2 separate regions of the Homo sapiens genome follow, and region 2 is linked to region 1. A link is an interaction called in ENCODE POLR2A ChIA-PET data of the cell type or tissue named here. Cell type or tissue: MCF 10A. All regions are shown on one strand. Links, peaks and the distances in the headings refer to the core of each region. The heading gives the core; the rest is flanking DNA.

What was found. ChIA-PET counts read pairs that join two places held together with the same protein. Peaks named below come from ENCODE experiments on the same cell type or tissue, not always from the same donor. Only the 100,000 strongest peaks of a DNase experiment are listed, where the experiment ranks them.
Region 2: POLR2A ChIA-PET joins it to region 1 with 5 read pairs; 2 of 35 experiments call an interaction of 5 or more read pairs at or near these places.

Annotation. Positions count from the first base shown.
Region 1 is chr1:93,768,098-93,779,298 of GRCh38, reverse strand. It overlaps a transcript of BCAR3 not described here. Among named protein-coding and RNA genes, the nearest start is that of MIR760, 73 kb to the left of the region's middle. RefSeq lists a silencer at 8,399-8,599. In MCF 10A, for the core only: no CTCF peak of the experiment used is centred there; a DNase peak (open chromatin) is centred at 7,318.
Region 2 is chr1:93,592,686-93,603,886 of GRCh38, reverse strand. The region is part of intron 3 of BCAR3 (BCAR3 adaptor protein, NSP family member); the gene reads left to right. It overlaps BCAR3-AS1 (BCAR3 antisense RNA 1), which reads right to left. Exons shown (of 4, transcript NR_034091.1): 2 at 9,438-9,514; 3 at 4,897-4,970; 4 at 3,857-4,726. Among named protein-coding and RNA genes, the nearest start is that of BCAR3-AS1, 6.3 kb to the right of the region's middle. In MCF 10A, for the core only: no CTCF peak of the experiment used is centred there; a DNase peak (open chromatin) is centred at 5,946.

The sequences.
Region 1 (11,201 bases), core at 5,812-8,311:
AAATGAATGAATGAATGACTTGGCCCTGGCCAAGTCATTGGACCTCAGGAATGGCATCTTTCAATTAGAAGTTGTTGCTACTCTAACGATTTTGTTAATCATTAGGTGGCCTATCTTCACCATGCTTCCTATACAAAAGTGAATTGCCTAAAACTCAGCATCGGCGCTTCTCCCTCAAAGTTTTAGACAATAAACTCTGACTGTTTGAAACTCAGCTGTTTGCCTTCACCACTCCTCCTCCCATCTTGCCTCCTCCCATCCTCCTCAACTGCTTTTTCTGATGTTGGCCAAGATATCAGAACCTGAGATTAGTATCAGAAAATTGAGCTCCTACCATGACCCCACACCAAAGCTTGAGGCTTTCAATAACAAAGACAGACACCCTCCTTTCTCCAAGAGCCTATATATTGTGAGGGAATTGATAATTAAATATGTGATTGTATAATGGTTTAATGAGAACCACAACAGGGGAGGTGCTACCTTCAGAAAGGCTTCCCTCGAGAAATGATACCTGAGTATTAAACTGCAGGATGAGTAGGATTCAGCTGAGCAAAGAAGGGTTGGAGAAAAGTAGACAGCAGGGAAAATCCCTGATCCTAGAGAAGTGGGTCTTGTTGGAGGAGCCAGAACTGGCAGGTGGCTGGGAACCCAGTAGGAGGTGTGAGTAGTGGGTAAAACCAGGGCTGCAACAAGCGTTAGAAACAGATTATCCTAAGGCAAAAATAACTCCCTTTCACTGCTGCTGCTGGTTTGGTTGGCAAAAGGAAAAAAAAAAGGACTCCATGATTTTAGTAATCAGATTGCTGGTAATAATATTGGTATTATTATTCTGATACTATTCACTATATATATAATAGGATAGAGCAAATAAGTAATTAGGCTAATGTTGATAGAAACCAAGATTCTTCACCATAAGAGATGCAAATATAAAATTTTTAAAATTGTAAAAATTCTGTAATTTTAAATTTGAATAAAATATATTAGTGTAAACTAATGATACATTTTCTTATCTTAAATCTGTTTCCTATCTCTGACCACTATTAAGGCCTAGAAACAATGACCAGTCAAATGCAGTCCATGCCCCTAGTACCGGTTTGTAGTCTCTAAATTATGCTTCCCACCAAATGGAACCAGGGTTTATTTCAGAAATGGATGGTCCAGAGGAGGAATTGCATATGATGAAGCTTAAACACCATGATATACCAGATAGTGAGGGAAGTGTCAGAGATCCCTGGGGTCATGTCAACAGGACTCAGAAGTCAACTTGTCAAGGCTCTCACTGGCCACAAATGGGACAATGTTAATATGAATAAGAATAACTAAAAAGGACTGAAATCCACATGAATTCTGTTGGAAATTCACAAGTTTATAATGATGTTCAAAAAAGAAAAATAAAGACCATTGTTCACCTTTGGATAATACTGGGGAACCAACTCATTATTCTGAAAACAGGAAAGCAAAGCAAAGGAATCTACATTTGCCATATAAATTGAACCTCAGGGTAACCAAATAGTGGAGAAGGGAATGTTTCTTTCTATAGGAGTATTCCAGCCAATAATTTAGAAGAAATATTGGGCCAGGTGTGGTGGCTCATGCCTGTAATCCCAGCACTCTGAGAGGCCAAGGCAGGAGGATTGTTTGAGCCCAGGAGTTTGCCACCAGCCTGGGCAACCTAGCGAGACCCCCATCTCTACAAAAAAAAATTTTAAATTAGCCAGGCACAGTGGTGCATGCCCGTGGAGGAGGAGGAGGAGGAAGAGGAGAAGGAAAGAAGAAGAGGAAGAGGTGGAGGAGGAGGAGGTGGAGGAAGAGGAAGGAGGAGGAGGAAGAAGAGGAGGAGGAAGAGGAGGAGGAGGAAGAGGAGGAGGAGGAAGAGGAGGAGGAAGAGGAGGAGGAAGAGGAAGAAGAGGAAGAAGAAGAGGAGGAAGAAGAAGAAGAGGAGGAAGAAGAAAGCAGAAGAAATATTATTTGCAAGCTCTTAAATAAATAATAATTCTGGGTATCAATAATTGTATTAGTTTCCTATGGCTGCCATAACAATGTACCACAAACCAGGTGGCTTAAAACAACAGAAATTTATTGTCTCGCAGCTCTGGAGGCTGAAATCAGAAATCAAAATACTGACAGGGCTGTGTTCCTCTGAAGCCTCTAGAAAAGAATTCTTCCTTTTGTTTGCCAGCAAGCAATCCTCAGCATTCCTCTGCTTGTAGAACCATCACTCCCTTCTCTGCCTCCATGGTCACATGGCTGTCTTCTCCCTGTGTCTATCTGTGTTCAAATTGTCCTCTTATAAGGACTGAATCAAGGCCCACCCTAATCCAGTATGACCTCATTTTAACCTGATTCCATCTGTAAGAACCCTGTTTCCAAATGAGGTCACGATCACAGGCACAGCGTTGGTGGGTAAATGTTCAACATATCCTTTTGGGGAACATAGTTCAACCCGTAATAATCATCAAGGGCAGCCTAGATCACAAATAGGAAGACATAAGACTTTATTTTCTGGCAGAGCATACCACCTATTGGCAAAGAATTAGACATAAATCAGAGTAAGTCTAGATCTACCTACCAATTTACAGGAAGTAGAGAGTACAAAAAGGCATGTTAAAAAATACCACAGGCAGTAGAATCAGCAAGATCCAGAATGTGGGAAACTCTACAGGACTAATAACTTGGTTTCTTCAACAAATAAATTGCAAGGAAATTCCAGGAGAGAGCTCTGTAAATTATAATAAAATGGACATAATAGACGTAACAACCAAATACAATATATAGATTTTGTTTGAAAATTTGAATACTTACTAGATATTTAATAAAATAATGGCTTATCGACAGTTTAAAAAACTTAATTATATTGTGGTAATGTTTACAAAGGGGAGAGTCTTTAACTTACAGTAGTACATTTCCGCAGATAAAATGGCATGTTTGGGGGTGGGAAGACAGTAGGGCGTGGGTTGGCTATGAAACAAAGTTAGCCAAGTTAATTAATGAAACTTGGTGGTGGGGACATGGGGGTTCATTATATTATTATCTCTGCTTCATATGCGGACATTTTCTATCCTATAAAATTAGAAAGAATTAACATGCAGTATGTTTAGTTAATGCTTCTCAGCTTGGGAAGTATCAGAACCTACCAGATACTGCTGAGGATACCTCCCTCCCTCAGCCTCATTGAGATCTTCTATTCTAGATACTTTCCTAGGAAATTGAGTTTCTCTTTTCAAACTTATTCACTGCAGCTTGATTGCTGATGGAAACCTTTTGTTTGCTGGAAGCTACTGGCTAGCTGACGAGAATACTTTTCATTAGGCAAGAAAGGAATTTTTCAAAACCCCTTTTATTATAAAAGTCCTAGGTACATACAGAGTCAAAAAGAAAATTCAAAAAGTGCAGAAAAATTAAGATCACTCCTCCCCAGTTCTACTTCCTGGAGTCTTCACTGCTTCAAGTTTCTTGTGAATTGCTCCAGACATTTTTCTAAGCATATACAAAAATAAGCATGATTTGGACCTTTCTGTAAGCCTAAGTATGTTTGCAACTTCGCTTTTTTTCCACCCAGCAATATATCTTAGAGACATTTTCATAGCAGCAAATACACATCCTCCTCTTTTTTATTCCATTATGTGGAAAATCGTATTTATTTCAAATTGGTCCCTGAATGGCAGGCACTTTTTTTCCAGTGATTTCCTCTTAGAGATAATGCTGCCATGCACCTTCTTGAACACATATAGAAAATGAATTTTTTAAAAAATATGCATCTCTTAAAAAAGCCCTTCCTTTCAGCTCAGGACAGGAAGTGCCCTATGATATGAAGCAAGCACACAACAAACCTCCTGGACCTGTCCGCATCACACTGTGACTCACCAGCCGCGCGCGTGCTGGGCAGGTAGAGGCTGGAGCGGTCAGGAGCATGCCTGGCTCCTGGTGCCTCTCTATGGAGAGCACCTCTGTGCCTCTCTGAGAGCACTCACAGCCAAAAGTACACAGCTGCCCCCAGGCTGAGAGTGCTTGATACACCCTTGAATCCCCTCTTATATGATGCCCCAGCCCAGGAGAGATAAAAGCATCAGCACCATGAGATTCACCTGCCTCTGGTCGTTAGGTAAGTTCACAGGCACTAGCGTTGAAAGATTCTAGGACTGAGGGATGTTAAACTCAATTAAATTTACCTGGACGCAGCAATTGCTTAGCTGGTGGTGTGTCCAAGTTAAGAAACTAAAATGCTAATGTGTAGCACCAGTGCCTCTGATGGCTTAGTGGCTTCTCTGAAAGTGGGTAACCAGAGTAAGATTTTATTTTAGCTTACTTTTTAGCTTACTCTATTTTGTTTAAAAATGTGGTTTGTGTTTAATCCTCTGGAAGTCCTCTGTGTCAGCATGGCTTTTCTTTCCTGCTGTGTGGGACTTTATACAAGACATCTCTTGCCAGATTTTGGAATTCCCTGGCAAGGAAGAGAGGCAATTTGAGTAACCTGGCCACAGACAAATACATTTCACTTCAGCAAAGCTTTTCAGATGTCATTGAAGATGTGTGAGAAACCAGATAGAAAGCTATAGAAAATGCTCTTTGAAAAAGTATTCCCTCATTGACTGCTTAGTGAAGCTCTTGCCATACGATCTCCTGAATGGGATAGATAACTTCAGGTCGTTGCTTTGCCAAGGAGAGGTTTGTTAGACCATAGGGACAGGGCTTGGGTGATGGTCAACTGTCTCAGTACAGGCTATGTGGGGCCTCCTTTACAGCTTCAACAATAAGTATCAAGGCTAGGGTCAAAATGTACATAGTTTGGTTTGCTTGTCTTTTTTTTTTTTTTTTGAAACAGAATCTCGCTCTGTTGATCAGGCTGGAGTGCAGTGGTCCGATCTCGGCTCACTGCAACCTCTGCCTCCTGGGTTCAAGCGATTCTCCTGCCTCAGACTCCTGAGTGGCTGGGACTACAGGTGCACGCCACCACGCCCGGCTAATTTTTGTATTTTTAGCAGAGGCAAGGTTTCACCATGTTGACCAGGATGGTCTCGATCTCCTGACCTCATCATCCACCCACCTCGGCCTCCCAAAAGTGCTGGGATTACAGGCATGAGCCACTGTGCCCTGCTGCTTGTCCTTTTTAAAATAATGCTCATGTGCCTGTTTGAAAAGTCAATGCTGGCTTACGTAGTTTCTCCCTGAAGAGTATATTTTGGAGTTACTCCTGATTGCTCTTAACTTCCTTTGTGAAATGTGGCCAATTGATAGTTATTCGAAGACAAGCATATGCTTACTTTAAAGGGACCAACAAAGTTCTTGATCATCTGACAACTTTGTTGTTTCAATAACAGCATTTGGCTTACAAATAAGGCTACTCAGAAATCACCATTTTAGTGGGACTTGAGGAGGGGATTCAAGTAGGGAATAGAGAAGGAGTTGAGTAAAAGTCCTGAGGCCAACACAAGAGATGCAGGATGAGCTGGCTAGAAGGAGAAGGCTGTTCTGTTTTTTATTTTTAAAAAAAGGAGCATTAATATAAAGAAAACATAAGAAAAAAAGAGCTAATGGAGGTGTGGTGGCTGGGGTGGGGGAATGGACTAACCTAAGAGGTCCTGGTCAGGCTGGGACAGAGCTTTGGACACAGTTCACTGCTGATTCCCAGCACCATGTGGAAATCCAGTCCTATACTTTATAGGCACTGGGCACTAGCTGATTGTGCAACTGGAACCTGGTCTAAGACTTTCATGAGCAGGGTCCAATCACCAGGTTTCATGGGGCTATGGAAATAAATCCTGACCAGAGATCAAGTGGATTAGGACCCAGGAGACAGGCACTGATTCTTAGGAAATCATCCAGGGAAGCTTTCTGTCTGCCCCCCTCCCCTTCCCACCTGCACAGGGGTGTCCCATTTCCTGTCCAGTCTCCCTAAACAGCATTTATGTTCTGAACTAGTTCAGCTCCATAGAGAAGCTTTTGTTAAGCATTCATTAGCTTGTAAGATTTTTTTTTCACCTATGAAATTCTCTCAAGTCTTTTGACATTGTCAAGTGCCACAATGATTGGTTTGAACAACTGTGACTTTCAGCTGCCTGAAGACTTGTAATGCCATCCCTGTGGATTGTAGATTCAAACGCAGGCATCTTTTAGTCAACAGGAGGAAACATGAGAAAGGGACGTAGGGTCCTCTCTCCCTGCCTTTGGGGTCTGCAAGCTAAAACCTGTTTTTCCAACTAACCTATCAATCTTCTAGTCAATCTTGATTCTAGTTCCTGTAAACAGATCAATTTCCTAGAGAGACAGAATACCAGGGTGCCTGGTTTAGGAGTCAGAAAATCTGGGTTCAGTATTGTCCCTACCACCAATGACTATCCATGGCCCTTCAGCAAATCTTTCAGTACTTCCCCTTAAGTAAAAAAGAAGAGGTTGATGGCCGGGTGTGGTGGCTCACACCTGTAGTCCCAGCACTTTGGGAGGCTGAGGTGGGCGGATCAAGAGGTCAAGAGATAGAGACCATCCTTGTCAACATGGTGAAACCCCATCTCTGTTAAAAATACAAAAATTAGCTGGGCGTGGTGGCGCATTCCTGTAGTTCCAGCTACTCAGGAGGCTGAGGACAGGAGAATTGCTTAAACCCGGCAGGTGCAGGTTGCAATGAGCCAAGATCACGCCACTGCACTCCAGCCTTGGGGACAGAGTGAGATTCCATCTCAAAAAAACAATAAATAAAGAAAACAGAAAGAAAAAAAGAAAAAGTTGGATCAAGATGCACAAAGATTTCAATACCCCAAAAGGAAGAGCTGAAACTAACAAGATTAGATTTAAAACAGTTAGTTGCAGAGATAGATGCTGGGAAAGAGCTAACCCTGCTATTCCTATAGAAAAGGCTCTGTTGCCCAGAGCTGAATGTGAAACAAGAGTGAGCTATGGCTGCTGGTATAGCTCACCATCACTGGCAGCATTGATAGAAGCTAGGAGGTTAGAGGCCTGCTTTACTGTGCCCTGGTCTGGCCATGGCATATCCTGCCCCCAGTCTCACATTTGCCTCCAATCCTCTCTCCAACTTGTAGTCAGAGTGATTTTTCTTAAAATCCAAATTTGATTGTGTCACTCTCCTGCTTAAAAGCCTTCAGTGGCTTTCCATTGCCCTCAGCATAGAATCTCATACAATGTCCCTTGTGATTTGGCCCCTGCTGACGTCTCCAGACTATCTCTTGTACTCCACTGATCCATGACCCTCACCTCTGATGAGGCTAGAACAAATCATATTTCACTTGTTCCCTTTGAAATGCCTAGCCTTCCGTTGACATTATGAGAGGTGTAATAACTCACCTTCTTGCCAAGGGCTGCCAGGAGGAAGTGGGATATGATTTGCTCTGGCCACAGCAGAGGGCACAAATAGTATCTCTGGTGGGAGGGAGATGGACATGGTGCAATCTTAGAAGCAGCTTTGGAAAATGCTATGATGTGCTATATTTGGGTACATTTGGTAGAGGAAGGGTGTATTGTGGAGAAGGGATAGCTTCCTGGTGACCCAAGGAGCAATCTGGCCCTAAAAGGCCTCAGCACCTTCTCAGGAATGTGGTTGGAAGGATTCTTGTGTTGCGTGAGGTGTTCATATAGATAAAATATTAAAGATCCTGCAGAGTATGGATTCTAAGATCTGCAGGTCCCTGACAGCTCTAAAACATCACACAATTTAGAAAACTAAACAGACATTCTAACTTATGACTTATTTTCCTTAGCAGCTTCTAGGTATTTACCTATTCCAAATCTGCCCTTGATGCCTGGTTCACTTCATTGTTCCACTGGGAAAGGAAAAAGAGACATAGAGACGTTATATAACTTGTTGTAGTTTTTGCAGGTAATAATAAGAGGCAGAGTCTTAATAGGAAACAGAACTCTCAGTTCCTAGGCACTAAAGCAGATGCTTTTCCAGGTCCTTGATGACTTCATGTGCCAAGTTGCCCTATGTCGTGTCTCTTACCATTTACAATTCATGCCTGAATTCCATGTATAAAATTCAAGAACACAACTCTGACAGGGTGGCTGTGGGTATGGGCTCTGGAATTAGATTGCCTGTGTAACCTCAGAAAAAGTCACTTAATTTTGCTGTTTCTCCTATTTCAGCATCTCTCAGTTTCCTCATCTTTCCATTTCTCCATCAATAAAATGGATATAATAATGGAATTAACCTTGTAGGGTTGTTATAAGGATAAAATGAGAACACAGTACATGGGTATAGTAAATGCTTAATAAACATTAGCTAGTATTATTAGTACTGGATAAGGACTGGATTGGAAATAAAGATAATTGATTTATCATTCCCTTGTGAAAGGTATAGTACAGTGGTCTTCAGACTATTTTCTGTGTAACCTCAGAAGTTCCTCAGAGCTTCCACTGAGAGCCGGGACTGGGTTTAATGGGTGAGAGATGACACCACTTGCATAGATGAAATAAATGGGGTGGGAGTGTGCACCAAAATGGTGCTCCTGTGCTGCTGTCTGTGGTCCTGAAATACAATTTGTTAGTAGGACCTAGCTAATTCTCTAGAAAACTGGTGGGTACTCTATTGCCCCATGTCTTTCCTCCCTCCCTAGTAACTCCTTGCCTATGACTAGTTCTCCCACCAACGACTATTTGGATAAATTGTTGATAACCTATTGAAGCATTAGTTTCCTTATATTTTAATATAGGTATTTTCTACCCACCCCCTCTGTATGTTCATGGGGATGCTCCCAGGTTATGTGCCATCCTATATATATAAACTCCTCCCTCAATGCCTGCCTGAGGGACATAGTCAGAAAGGGACAACATAGTGGCAACAAAAAAATGTTTGCCTCTGAGCTCCCTCCTAGTAGAGTCACTGGAACCCCAAGCCCACTGAAGGCATAGCCCAGTTTCTACTTGCAGAGTCCCAGGGGGCCCACATAGATTTTTAGCAATCATTCAAGTTTTTCTGAGGCCAGGATCAGAGCAGAGGCACTCTCTTCACTGTCTCCTGGTGGCCTACGTGAGCTGTCATTGCCTCTGCCATTACTGATGCTGTACCTCCTTTCTGGTAGTCCTTATGGTGGGGACAGGGCAGGGCACTCCCCCAGCAGCTCTTCCGTTAGATGCCTCGAAGTATTCTCTTGCTGTTTCAACTTAAAATCTTCTCGACCAAGGACTTGGGATTGATCTCCAGTGGAGCCTGGGCCAAGTGACAGTTGAGCCACCTTCTGTCCCCCACTATCTTGCTGAAAAGCCTTTCCCCTTTCTGTCTCATAAGCCCAGACAGTGCAATCCATCACTGTCCCAGGATAAAGTCCAGCCTCCACTGGGCCCTCCCCAGGGAAGACAGAGGGGATGCGCTGCTTTTGTCCTCTTTCTTGGTGTCAGGGTTTTATCTGACATCCTGCAGCTCAGCTACATTCCCAACACCCTCATCAAGTAACTCTCCTGGTGGCCCACAAGTGGGTCTCCTAAGGGCATCCTGTCAGCTGAGCTCCCTCTGGGATTCCCAATCCAGGATATGAAAGTTCTGCACCAGAGGAGTTCTCCACATTGATGGAGTATTATTATGAGGAAAGAGTTGGAAAAAATTTTCCTTTTCATAGATTCACAAAGCAGAAAAGCATGCTTGGTGTTGATTTGGCCCATCTTTCTGGCTCCAAGTGGGGTTAAACTCGAACAGTAATTCTTCAAACTTAGAGAGAAAGAGAGGAAAACACCTCCCAGAGATTGAAATGCAAAAACACTCCCTTCTAAGTTGGAGGGTTTTTTTTTTCTCCTAGTGGCCACACAAATTCTCTGGTGGTGCAATTTGAGTCCTTTGCCTATTGTTCTGTCCTCAAGGGGAATCAGAGAGAAGATCATAGCCTCTTTAACTATTTCCATCACATTGCATTTCTCTCTGGCTGAGTTCTTCTCCACCCCGCTCCTTGACACACACACACACACACACACACACACACACACACACACACACACACACACATTCCTACCCACATATTTAGTCCTAAACTGTAATCACCTGTGTCCAACTTGGCTCTTGGAAGTGAAGAGGGAGCTCTGTGTTTGCAATACCACGAGCGTATTTTCCCCAAGAGCTGCTTATGCAGCAATCCAGAAATTCCCATTGCTCTGCCTTTTAATTAGTTCAGGGAGTTGCAGCCTAACGGTGTGGGTGTGCTTGCCAGCTGTGCTTTTCGGGAAGTTATATCGTCTGCTGCTCCTTCTGTCTCCTCCCCCAGGGTTGGGAAATTATAGACCCTGCTCTCTTTACCCTGTAAAACCCCAGACGCTCCAGGACCTTTTCCAGCCAGCGCTCAAAGGCCCTTGGGGACAAAGGGCGACACTCAGATCTCAGGTCTTGAAGCCTGCTGTCCTTGAGCAGGGTGGCAGAGATGACCTTTGAACTAAAGGGATTATTTTCATCTGTGACTGTTCAGTCCCCTCGGGTGACCTACCACAGAATCAGTGCTTGCTGGGGACCAGAAGAGGGATTTTATGGCTTGAGGGGTACCTGCATCTCTCCCAGGCAGCGCCCTGTTTGTTTTACAGGCTGCCAGATACCTTATCTCCACGAAATGAGAGGCCTCCAGCATCCCCTCCAGCCCCACTTCCTGCGATATCTCTACTTCCCCACAGGGGCCCTGGGCTGGCTGCATGGCTGAAATTAAATCTCTCATCGCTGCTGTCTTTTTAATTAAACTTTTTTCCCCTTCATATTTTGTTTGTGCATTCTCCCTCTGGGTGATCACATTGCACTCCCAGCTCCGGTTTTAAGTTCTCCTAGTTACCAAGATTCAGCACATCCCCCTCCTTCAAAGGGTGGGTGATGGTGTTTTTCCTGGCATCCTCCCACAGACACTTTTCCAGCTCAGCTGAGCGGCTAGTGCCTGTCTGATTTGCCCAAATGGGTGGTGCAGGTTTCTACCACACACTTTGAACTCAAACCCATCAGGGCACAATTTTCTTTCTTCACTTATCTCAACCTTGGGCATGGATTCTACTGTTGATTGCTTCGTATTTATATACCTGCTTTTTGTTGGGCTGTTGTACACACACACACACACACACAAACACACACACATTCACTCAGTCTTTTGAGCAGAGCTTCTGCCAGCCTTCCTCCTTGGCACTTGGCTTCTCCAGCACAACGTCTCTCTGCAAATGGGGTCATTCGTTGCTGCTCTGGCCATTGACTCTAATCCGACAGCCCTGCACATAGCCACTTGCTTGCCATGTAGTCC
Region 2 (11,201 bases), core at 4,739-7,238, 170 kb after region 1:
CACTGACCCCAGATAAGATAGATGTTTATTGCTGCACATTCTCTTCAAATGCTTTGTCTCCTCAAAAAGGCTGTGACTGCTGCAGGGCATGGAGTCCTCCTTCCATCACAGCTGCGGCTGCCTCAGATCTAGCCAGAGAGGCAGAGTAGCACGGCAGGCATGCAGTAAGTCCTTGGGTTTCATTTAAGGCACGGTGTTCCAGTGACTATCAAACTCTTGATTGAAAATGGAGCCCCTGACTATTTCTGCAGAACTTTAGCCAAAAGGGTGAAGTGTGCATGGATTAGGAAGCTCTCTGCAAAGGCTGCTTCACTGAGCTTTAATGAGAGAATTTGAAGGAGCTGGCTCATAGCAAGGGGCCCAGTGAGGCCAGAGGTCCTCATCTGCCAAGGGTCCAACACCTAAAAGGCAGAGAAGTCTCAGGGACACACTCAGGGACCCTCCCTGCTGGCCTGTAGAGTGCCTCTTGAGTGAATAAGAGTAAGACACCCTTTCCTCAGGACACTTTATTGTCATATGTTGGGCAGCTGTTGTAATCAATATATAGATCCATGACAGCTGTGTACAAGTGGCACCTCCTTAGCTATGGTTCTGGCAACGTCCTGGACCGCTGGCCAGGCCACCATGTGCCCACTGGGCTGGGTCAGGCAAAGATGCCCAATTGCCCACGTTCACATTTGGTTTTGTTTACCCAACAGGGATATAAAATATGAATTTTTTTCTCTTTGAACTTTTTTATTTGTAAAGTTAATTATTTAAGTAAATGCTTTGGCTTTAATCACAGTTATTAGCATAAGAAACTATTTTTCTAGCCTAGCATCCCAGTGGGAAAAGTAGGATTGGTGAATTCAAACCTTTCTTCATTTATCTTTGGATTATAATAAAATAAACTATTTTTAAGTAAGCCACAAAACCAGCAAGTGTCAGTAAAAGGTGAAACAGAACCAATCTACTAATTATTTCATTGCAAGGCTTTAGGATCGCCACAAGTGCCATTCCTGTTCTTTCTGTTCTACTTTAGATGAAAACACCCAAGGGCTCGTACTAGAAGTAACTGGTCTTCAAACTTGTGGAGAACTGGATTTTTATTTTCAGCTTCGGGCAGGGTTTAGAGTGATGAAAGTAATTGGGGTTTATTCATTCTTTGGGTTCATGATCAATTTATGCAGGTTTTCAATTGTAAAAATACCAATTGGGTCTTTAAAAGTCCTTTATATACTTCAGAATTTGGTTGTAAACTTGGCTTGAAATTCAACGCAAGGCAGGGGTTCAAAAGGGCTGAGTTTCTGAATTCTCCAAAGAACTTCATTTCGGGTTGGATTTACTTGTAAGACGATGCCAGATGTAGCAGCCTTCTTCAGAGGAAGGGTTCAGACTGCTTTGTGTAGTGCTTTTGAAAGTGTGCTTTTTGGGGATTCAGTTTCTTTACATGTTTACAACATTATTGGGGGCAGTGATGATGCAGGTCTCAGGTCATCACAGGGATTCCCAGAGTTCAGTGGATTTGAGATGTGGATCTGTCTTTTTGGACCCCCAGCTTGGGCCACCTGGTACAGTTCACAGCCCAACCCCCGTGGGGTTTCCCACCCTGAGCTCATTGGAAGACACTGGCCTTGCTTAGAAATTAGACCAATGGCCGGGTGTGGTGGTGCAGACCTGTAGTCCTGGCTACCTGGGAGGCTGAGGCGGGAGGATCACTTGAGCTATGAATGCGCCACTGCACTCCAGCCTGGGAGACAGAGCAAGACCCTGTCTCAAAAAAAAAAATGAAAAAGAAATTAGACCAATGTTAACATCGAAGATCCAGAACTCCAGTCAGACTTATAATTTTATTTGTAATCAAAATTTCTGGATAGGATTTCTAGAAAATCCCAACCTGTGGAGTTGTTTGATACAATTTGATAAGAGGCCTGGACTGTTGTGGACTTCTCCCTCAAGCTAATAAACTGTTCCAAAACTGAAGAAAGGAGGCTTTTGTTTGAGAACCCTGATAGCATTCCGGGTGTTGGAGCCTGACACTCCCAACTAGGATAGAATAGCCCAGCAGCTTGCTAGCTTGCTCCTTCTCCAGCCTCCTCTCCCTTCTCCTCCCCACCTCCTCTTTTTATGCACACATTCCCTCCTTCTTCTTTTTCTTTATTCAACCAAGTTAATTGCCAGGCTTGATCATGGAATAAATGAATGACTAGAAAATCATCTCAGTTTTTAAAATTCAACAAAAAATTTCTCAACAACTAAGTGTCCAAGAAGACAGAATCTACATACAAGGACCTCTTAGTCTTGTGCAAACACAAAACTGTCTTGCACTCGCATGCTGGGCTGTGTCACCTGTGTATTTGTGGATATGTGAGCCACCTGGCGCTAATACATATACTTGTTAATAGTGAGATATATGCATACAAAGTGCTTGCCACCAAGCGACAGTATGCCTGCTTACTCACCCTGCATCTATAGAACCATTGAGTGCTACTCAAAATCCCAGGAACTGTTGACTTTGCACTGAAATAAACGAATAAACAAACCTGTGCCTAAGTAGAGATCAGTTTTCCAACTTCTAGCTTTTTTATTCCATTAGAACTAAATTATCGAGGGCCAGATATCTCTAAAACCTCTGATGGATTTTGTAATTTTTTTTCTTTACTTCTTTAGTGAAGTAGTTCCATTTTGTTGCTAAAAGCCGTCTTTGAAAGAGGGTTCAAATTCCACATTGTGTCAAGCGAGCATCCATGTGCCAGGTATAGTGCCAGATGCTTTACCTGCATCAGGTCCTATAGTCCTGTAAGGTGGGAGTTATTATCCCCACTCCTTATGCATAGAGAAACAAGCTCAGAAGTGTAGAGATGGCCCAAGGTCACTTGTTCTTGACCAGCCTCCAAGCTCTCTCCTCTCCTCCACACCCAATGTGACAAGGAACCTGCTAGACAGAGGGCAAGCAAGTGAGCATGGTTCCAGCCAGTCACTGTCTACTGGGCACTCGCTGTGTGCCAGGCACTGGGCCAGGCTCTGGGAGCCAAAGGTAAATAAGGCATGGTCTCTGCTTGGCCTTCAAGGTCCCCACCTACCTTGTCTGACTTTCCCCTGGCTGTTCCCCAGTTCCCATCCTGGACTCCTGCCAGGCCGTGTACCTCTACAGATGTGTCACTGTCTGCTGGACCACAAGACAAAGGCATGGAGGCAGGACATGAGGGATGTTTTGTTCAGGGAGCCATGGAAGGTTCCTGCAATTGGACCCTGCGTCAGAACATGTTAGCAAGTTAGCTTGTGGCCAGGTGGAAAAAGGCATTACTTGACTTATGAAGGAGGCTTTGGGCTTTATCTGGAGGTCACTGTGAGCCCTTGGAAGCATAACCAATATTTCCTCAGGCCTTGGCAGCCAACAGCCCCAAATAATGTCCTGAAAACTTTAATGCCTCAACTCTGCTGACTCTTGGAACCCACTTCATAATGGCAGGACCCTTGCCCATCTCCCCTGCCAGTCATGCCTCTGACAGTTATTTCTGGGGGCCCACAGGGACGCTTCCTGTTTGCATCCACAGCCCTCTCATGATCTGGGCCTCCTAGCAAATTCAGAGCCAAATCCCAGTGTGTCTGCAAGTTCAGTATATGTCAGGGGCCATGGGTCAGCTCCCTGGGGCAACAGGAAATGGTGCTTAAAGCTCAGGATTCTGGAGGAACAGGGCAGGACTGGGGTCTGCGCCCCCAGGGACCAGGCCCGAACCCTGGCATGAATGAAAACTAAATATTAGAAGCTCGTTGATTCTGTGTATATGTGTGTGTGGTGGGAGAGGAGTTGAAAGAGACTGTGGCTGTCATGTCGGCCTTAGCTGGAGCACCCTTGGACTAAAATCTCTGAACCTAGGGGCAATATGACAAGGTTGGTGGTATTGTAGGTGGCAGGTTGTGGGACTAGAAATGGGAGGTAGGGAAACTGTTAGGAGGCTATTGCAGAAGTTCTAGGAGAAAAGAACAGTAATCTAAACAGTGGGGATTCGAATGGGGATAGGTAAAAGAATCAGGAATGTCTTAACCAATGGAAGCCGATTCTGAGGGTTCTAGTTCAGGTAATGAGGACAGAAGAGATGCCAGTGACTGGGGAAAAGGGCGAAGATCAGGCTTTGCAGAGGGGATGAGTTCAATTTATCCATATTGACATCTGAGCTTTAATGCGGATTCCAGTAAATATCCCTACCAGGCACCGACCCTAAGGGCTGGAGATGGAGATCTGGGCGTTGTCAGCACATTTCAAAAGACTCTGACCTGTGCCTCCAGCCCTGGCCCCATCCAGCCCATTGCTCTCACTGCAGCCAGATCTCTCTAAAAGTATCTTTTTATATACCTGTTGCCTTCCTGGGCAAAGATTTTCCGTGACTCTGACTTTCTGGAGTGTGATGGTCTAAACCCTCAGCCACCAATGTTGGGCTGCCCTCAGCCAGTCCCTGCGTTTCTGGGTCAGGACTGCTTTGGTCACAAGTGACAGGGATTCCACTCATACTAGCCTAGGTCACAAGAGGAGTTTGCCGGCTGATATAATCAGCTGGGGCTTAGGGATGTGCATGCTAGAGGTCACTTTCCATCTCTTGCTCCTCTTCTCTTTGCTTGCTGGTTTGATTCTCTCAGCACTTTGTTCCACCTGGCAGGAAACACGGGGGTGAGGCAACTTCCATGCTTCAAGCCTCATGATGTTTTCACTGAAGTGGGATAGAGTATCTTCTTCGCTCAGTTCCATCTAGAAAAATCCCAGGAAGAACTCTGATTGGACCAACTTGGTACAGGCACCCTTCCTGGGCCAGCTGGCCACGGTCAGGAAGGTGGGGTCAGAACGCATGCTTGGGGTGAAGATGTGGCTTTCCTGGGGAGTGGCGGGGTTGCTGGATGTATATAAAATACATAACATACCATTGTTGTGCCTTCGCATGCTTTAGCCCTCTCCTCCTAGCCAGAACCTTCCAGCCAAGGCCAGCTCTTTTTGGCTTCAAAAGACAAAAGGAAATGTCCCTTAGCTCAAATGTCCCAAATACTCTTCCTATCCCTGTCCTTAAGTTTTATCCTCACGGTCCAACCCTGATTCTCCAGACATCTGTCCTCCTCCCATCTCCATGAAGCTGTTTCCAGGACACTCCTGGCCACAGTGACTTTTCTCATTTTTCCACAGGGAAAACCAAAGGACAAAGAGGTGGGGTAACTTGCCCCGGCTGCCAAGCTGGGAGGGACAGGGAGCAGATGGCAGGACAAGCAGTATGTTTCTAGAGCTTGGAATGTGTTAAACTGTTCTTTGTGTGTCATCTTCCAAGGAGACTGTGCCTTCCTTGAGGGCAGGGACCAGTGCATCCATCCCCCACTGGCAGCCAGATGCTGGCAACTGTTTGGTCATGACAATGGATGGCCATGGCCTCTGCAGCCTCTTTCCACCCTCAGTTCCTAGGCCTGGGGATAGAGTCTTTCCTGCCGATTTGCACAATTTAAAATCCTGTGGGAACTAGGAAGCCTTTCTTACAGGCAGGGATAGAGTAAAATAATTATTAATTATAATGCAGATGCCACCTTTTTCAAATTCTGCTGTCTCCTACATGCGAATGAGTGTCCCCAGCCTCCTCTGGGGGTTTCTGACAGATCGCCCAAGTGCACCCCTCCCCGTCCCGTCTTCAGAACTCGAATCTCCTGTGCCTCCAGGGTCCATTGTTGTGCCTGATTTGAAATGCAGGCTCTGATGCTCACGCAGGAGACCCCTAGCTCCATTCCTCCCATGCCAGAATGGCTTTTCTTCCTTGGAGAGCTGCTGAAATGTGGGTTTCTGCATTAATCGAGGTTCCCAGCACGTCTGCAGACCTGGCTCTGTGCCTCCAGAATGTGTTTTCCAATCATCTCCTGGGCCCTGGCTATTCCAGCCTGTCAAGACTGGACTTGCTGGGGCCACGTGGGGCTGCAGAGATGTGCTTTCCAGATTCAGAGTGATATTTATGATTTCTTGGAGCCAGTCCCAGCAAGCTAGGACCAGTCCCCTCCGTGTAACCGAGCAGAGGTGCTGGGCCAGGCGGGCAGTGAGTGAGGATTGAAGAAACTTGTGGCAGGCAGCCTCCAGGCACTTGGCAGGCTCCAGGCTGCTTTCCTTAACTGCTTGCCTCCCAAACACCTGCCTCCCTCAGCCTCCTGCATCAGACCTTGAACATGAAGTCTGCTTATTTTATAGAAACAGATTAGTAGCATCCTGATATGAGTCTATTATGACAATTAACAGTGCTGACTACATGCCAGGGATGTTCTTAGTGCTTTCCAGATGTTGACCCATTTAATCCTTATTAACACCTCATGACATATTATCATGCCCATTTTGTAGATGAGGAGCCTGAGGCTCTACAGAGTTAATGTCACCTGCCCGAGGCCACACAGCAGGTGCGTGGCACAGTGGCCTGTGGATTGAGGTGGCTCTTAAACACCTTGCTGTAACACTTTTTGATATCAGGGCTATTAAAATGCTGGGGATAGGAAAGATGTAGCTAGACTCAGATTTTCATGAAAAGCATCAATTATAGTAACTTATTAATTTTCTAACTATCCTGCAATTTGGTTGGACAAGAGGGGGCCTCATCCACCCCCTACATTTGCCCTGTTTGTCACTTTACCTACATCTCATCTCAGACCCCAATGCTAATGACTGGGACAAACATGAACATTTCGAAGTGGGGCCATGTGAGTGGGTAACCATGTACAGTAGTTACTAACTCTCCTTCCCTTCTTTTCTTTCTTTCCTGCTGAAGTTATACTTATTATTTATGTACATAGTACCTTTTCTTACTCTCCCTGTGCCTCTAAAAGGACTACTCAAATTTCCTGAAGCACAAGATATGAGCCCTGCCTGCATGTTTGTCTCATTGTGGTCTCATCATGGTTGTAGGTAGATTTGGTCCCTAGAATGAAGCTGGCAAGACCTGTGGGCACAATGTTCTTGATCCAAAGCCCAGCAGCATCCCTTCCTCTGGAGGCTGAGCCCACAGCTGCTGTGTGGGGTGAGCTCAGGATGGCTGGAGCCTCTGCTGAGGCAGCGAAAACCAACTTTGTCTCTCTGACTCCTCCTCTGCTGCCACCTCCTTCCCCTCAAGACAAAACACTAGAAAAACAAGGAATCAGATGCCTTCTAGGAATGAGGTTCAAACTCAAGGGCAAATGTTAGAGAATTTGATCTTGGAGAGAAAGTTGTATTACTAGATAATGTGATCATTATTAACGTTTATTGCATTTATGTGAGCGAATGATTATTCACAAGTTGTCTTGCTCTCTCTGCCTGGCAGTTGAAGAAAACATATAGTCCAGAGGGCCAGAGTCCTCCATTCACACTCAATGTCAACTTTCTAAGAGAGCACAGCCGTGTTACTCATTCTGGGTGCCACAATGCCTGCTGTCCCTTGCTGACAGAGGGATTGAGGATGATTTGAGTCCAGCCTGTCTTTAAAGCACATTGAGTTCAGAAGATGTCTACAAATGTGAGAGAGTTGGAAATGAGCTAGGAGAAAAGGCTATGGGAACTGGGGTGGATTTGAACAATGTCCTTGTGTCTTCTTTATTTTCCCAAGATTGGAAGCAGTTAGAATGCCTAGGACCTGACACCTTATTCTCTGTCTTCTCATGCATCATTCTGGGCTATGCAAATAATAACAATGCATGCGAATATTATGTGAGCGAATACAGTACTAATCTCTTCTGCCCTTGCCTTAGAAAGGTAGTCTAAGGAAGGGCAGGAGGATTCTTAGGGCATTCGTAGAATAAATTAGAACTTAGATCAATTAGAGGACACAGATAGCCACACAGAGGGGATGAAACCTTTGCTGAAGGCAGAGGCTCTGTTGTGTTACCTTAAATTGCTAGAATTTGCTTCATAGCCAAGTTGCAAAAACTAGCCTATGCCATGAATAGAATGCTTGCATTCCAGGGAAAAAATCCAAATTCTTCCCACGTGGCAGCAGAAAAGCGAAAGGATACACTGTCACCAGTAATTCAGGTTGTATGTGGGAAGCCTACAGAATTCCGCCAAATGTTGCAGACATGCATGACCAGTGCTATGAAGCAGGAATCTCATTTCTGGTCCCCAAGAAGCACAGATATCAATCACAATGTTCTCAGAAATACAGATGGATACATTTTGCCACAATTTGTTATATGGTCACCTCTCACTAACCTGTGGGGTTTACAGTCCATCAAAGTACTTATCTAAAGTGGCAAAATCACAGTTGGGGAGATCAAGATCTCATAAAATACAGGCAGCTGGGAAAAATAATTGCATTAATTTATGTGACGAAGGCAGTAGTGAAAGTTCTAGAAGGTTTCCACTCCCAAAATAACCACTGTGTCATCATGAGGTGGCCATATGGGGTGATCCTTTTGAATTGCTTTCTTCAGTTGTCTGGGAGACATTGTCCACATCATCTGCTAAGGCAGAGGCTCCCAGCAGCAAACCTGGCTCTCTGCAGTGTATTCGAGCCAGCCCTCACTGGCTGGAAATGGAAAACCTTTTGCAATTGCTTGTTCACTCTGGGTCTCCCTCTCTCCCTCCTTTCCTCTCATTTTCCTCCCTCTCTCTTTCCCTCCTTCCCTTTTAAAATACAAGTCTAGGCAGTTGTGTAACCTTCAAACTTTTCATAAAATATGCAAGAGCTTAAAGGCATAGTTTTTGAAGTCTGGTCTTTCATCCCAAATTATTTGAGAGCGTCAATCTTAATATCTTCATTTCTCTCTCTCTAGGTACTTTCCTGTAATACCCTACCTCCTATAGTACCCTGTAGGATTCACTCTCTGGAGTCTACAGGGAGAAAGAGCAATAATTTAGGATTTTCCTGTTCTTCTCTTAGGAATTAGGACAGAAGTAACAAGATAGCTGATTTTATATTTTTTGTAACCAGTTTAAAAGCATTATCTCAAAACCTGGAATAAAAGATTGATGCATATAAAGTGCTAAAAAGAATAATAACCCTTGCTGTTATGAGCAGGGCTGAGAAAGGAGCCGGGGAGAGGGAGAGGTGGCTGAGTGTTAGGACATCAGGGAGGAAGGAAAATGCAAAGATAACTGTGGAAATAGCTTCTTGGATATAAGCAAATAAATTTTCAACAAAGAACTGTGCAAGACCTGCTGTATATTTTCAGATCTCCACATTTTCAGAGGTCAGACCAAGAAGTGGGCCCAGGGTGCAGCACAAGGGATTTAGGCTAAGCCTGCAGACTGCCTGTCAGGGTGACTCAATGGGGGTCAGGTCACAATATGGGTTAGGATTTAGTTCAGCTGCCAGTGACGGGAACACCCACAAATCACAGGCTTCCATAAGGTAGATCACCTAGAAGACCTGGAGGCTGGCGGTCCAGGGCTGGTGTGTTGGCCCCACAGTCATCAGGGACCCAGCCTCAATCAGACCTTCCACCCAGCCAATTCCTTGGTGTGGCTCCCCACTCACCGTCCAGAATGGTGTTGAGTCTCCAGCCATCACATCTCAGCTCCTTGGTCAGAACTGAGTCCTGTGGCCACATCTCCCTGGAAGAGACAGAGATTGAGGAATGTGGTCTTTTGGCTGAATGGCAGCATGCCCAGCGAAAACAGGGCTTCAGATGACTTGAGGGCGAAAGGGAGAATCTCCATAACTAAGCAAAGTCAGCATCTTTTCTCATCCTAGGGTATTTGTTTACTGAATACCCAGTGCCTGATGTTTTCAGGCATTGCTCAAGGGCAGTGGGGAAAAAGTAGATGGATTTCTGTTTTCATGAAACTTACAGTCTAGTGGGAGGCAAGTCAGACAATAAACGAACAATAAAGCGTGGCCGAGTTGACAAACTGCATTCCACACTCAAGCTGTCTTCAGATGAAGCCGTACAATATTAATGATGGGAGCGGACGGTGTCAAACATCACCGTCTAAAGCCTGCAGGCACCCTGGACAGCCAGCGTCCGCATCTCTTTGATGCAAATTCCATCCTTCAGACACTCCCAAGTGAGTGTCTGCCCAGTGAGAAGGAGGGAGAAGTAAACAAATAGTAAGCCAGAGCCCCATCTAAAAATCAGCCCCTGAGTTACTCTTCAGCTAGCGCTCCTTATGGGCCAATGTGCAAAGAAGCACTAGAGGATGAGAATCTAGCCCTAAAATTCCAGGGCTTTGTTGTTGTTGTTGTTGTTGTTGTTGTTTGGTGGAAAAGGATTTGGAGCTATTTCTTTGCTGACGTGCAAAGTAGTGTAATAGGCCGGGCATGGTGGCTCACGCCTGTAATCCCAGCACTTTGAGAGGCCAAGGTGGGTGGATCGCTTGAGCCCAGGAGTTTGAGACCAGCCTGGGCAACATGGCAAAACCCTATCTCTAAAAAAAAAATTACAAAAATTAGCCAGGCATGGTGGCACGTGCCTGTTGTAGTCCTAGCTACCAGGGAGGCTGAGATGGGAGGATCGCTTGAGCCCAGGAGGTTGCTTGAGCCCAGGAGGCCAAGGCTACAGTGAGCTGAGATTGCACCACTGTGCTCTAGCACAGTGAGACCCTGTCTCAAAAAAAATAAAATAAATAAACATTTTTAAAAAGTAGTGTGATAAGTAATAATTTTGTGGCTCCCATGGGGGTTTGAAGGACAAGCTGGGAAACTTGGGAGAACCACAGGGACACAGCCTTTTTCTGTTCATGGGACTTTCAGCAAGCGGTTCCTGGTCAGCATGCCTGGTCTTGCTGGGAACTGGGCAGGTTTCCAGGTTCAGTTCACATGTTGTAAGCAGGCATGGTTCTAAATTAAACCTGGAGCCACCGCTGTCCACCCAGCACTCACTGCCATGGCCACTGTGCAACGCCGCAGACCACTGATTCTCAAACATCTGAGGTGAAGGACCAGGGTTGTCTTTTTAAATTTGTTTCACTTTCCTATCTGTCATAAAAATGAAATATTAGAAATGTGAAATAAAGACAGACTTCTGTTATTAGATTCAAGAGACATAAAATTGCTCTGTCCATTTGCCCTAAAAGTTTCTAAAGACTGACTCAATTCCTGAACATGAGTTTACCAACAGCAAAGAAGTTAGGGCCATCGCTACCAGCCCAAGGACTGTGCTTTGGGCCTCACTGCCCAGAGGCCCAGGATCTAAGGCCAGAAGGGAACAGCTGCCCTCCCCACGCTATGTCAGGACAGTCCTGAAGGAGAATGAGGAAGCTCTCCGCTGGGAAGAGAGCAGGCTGGGCTGCTGTGTCTTGC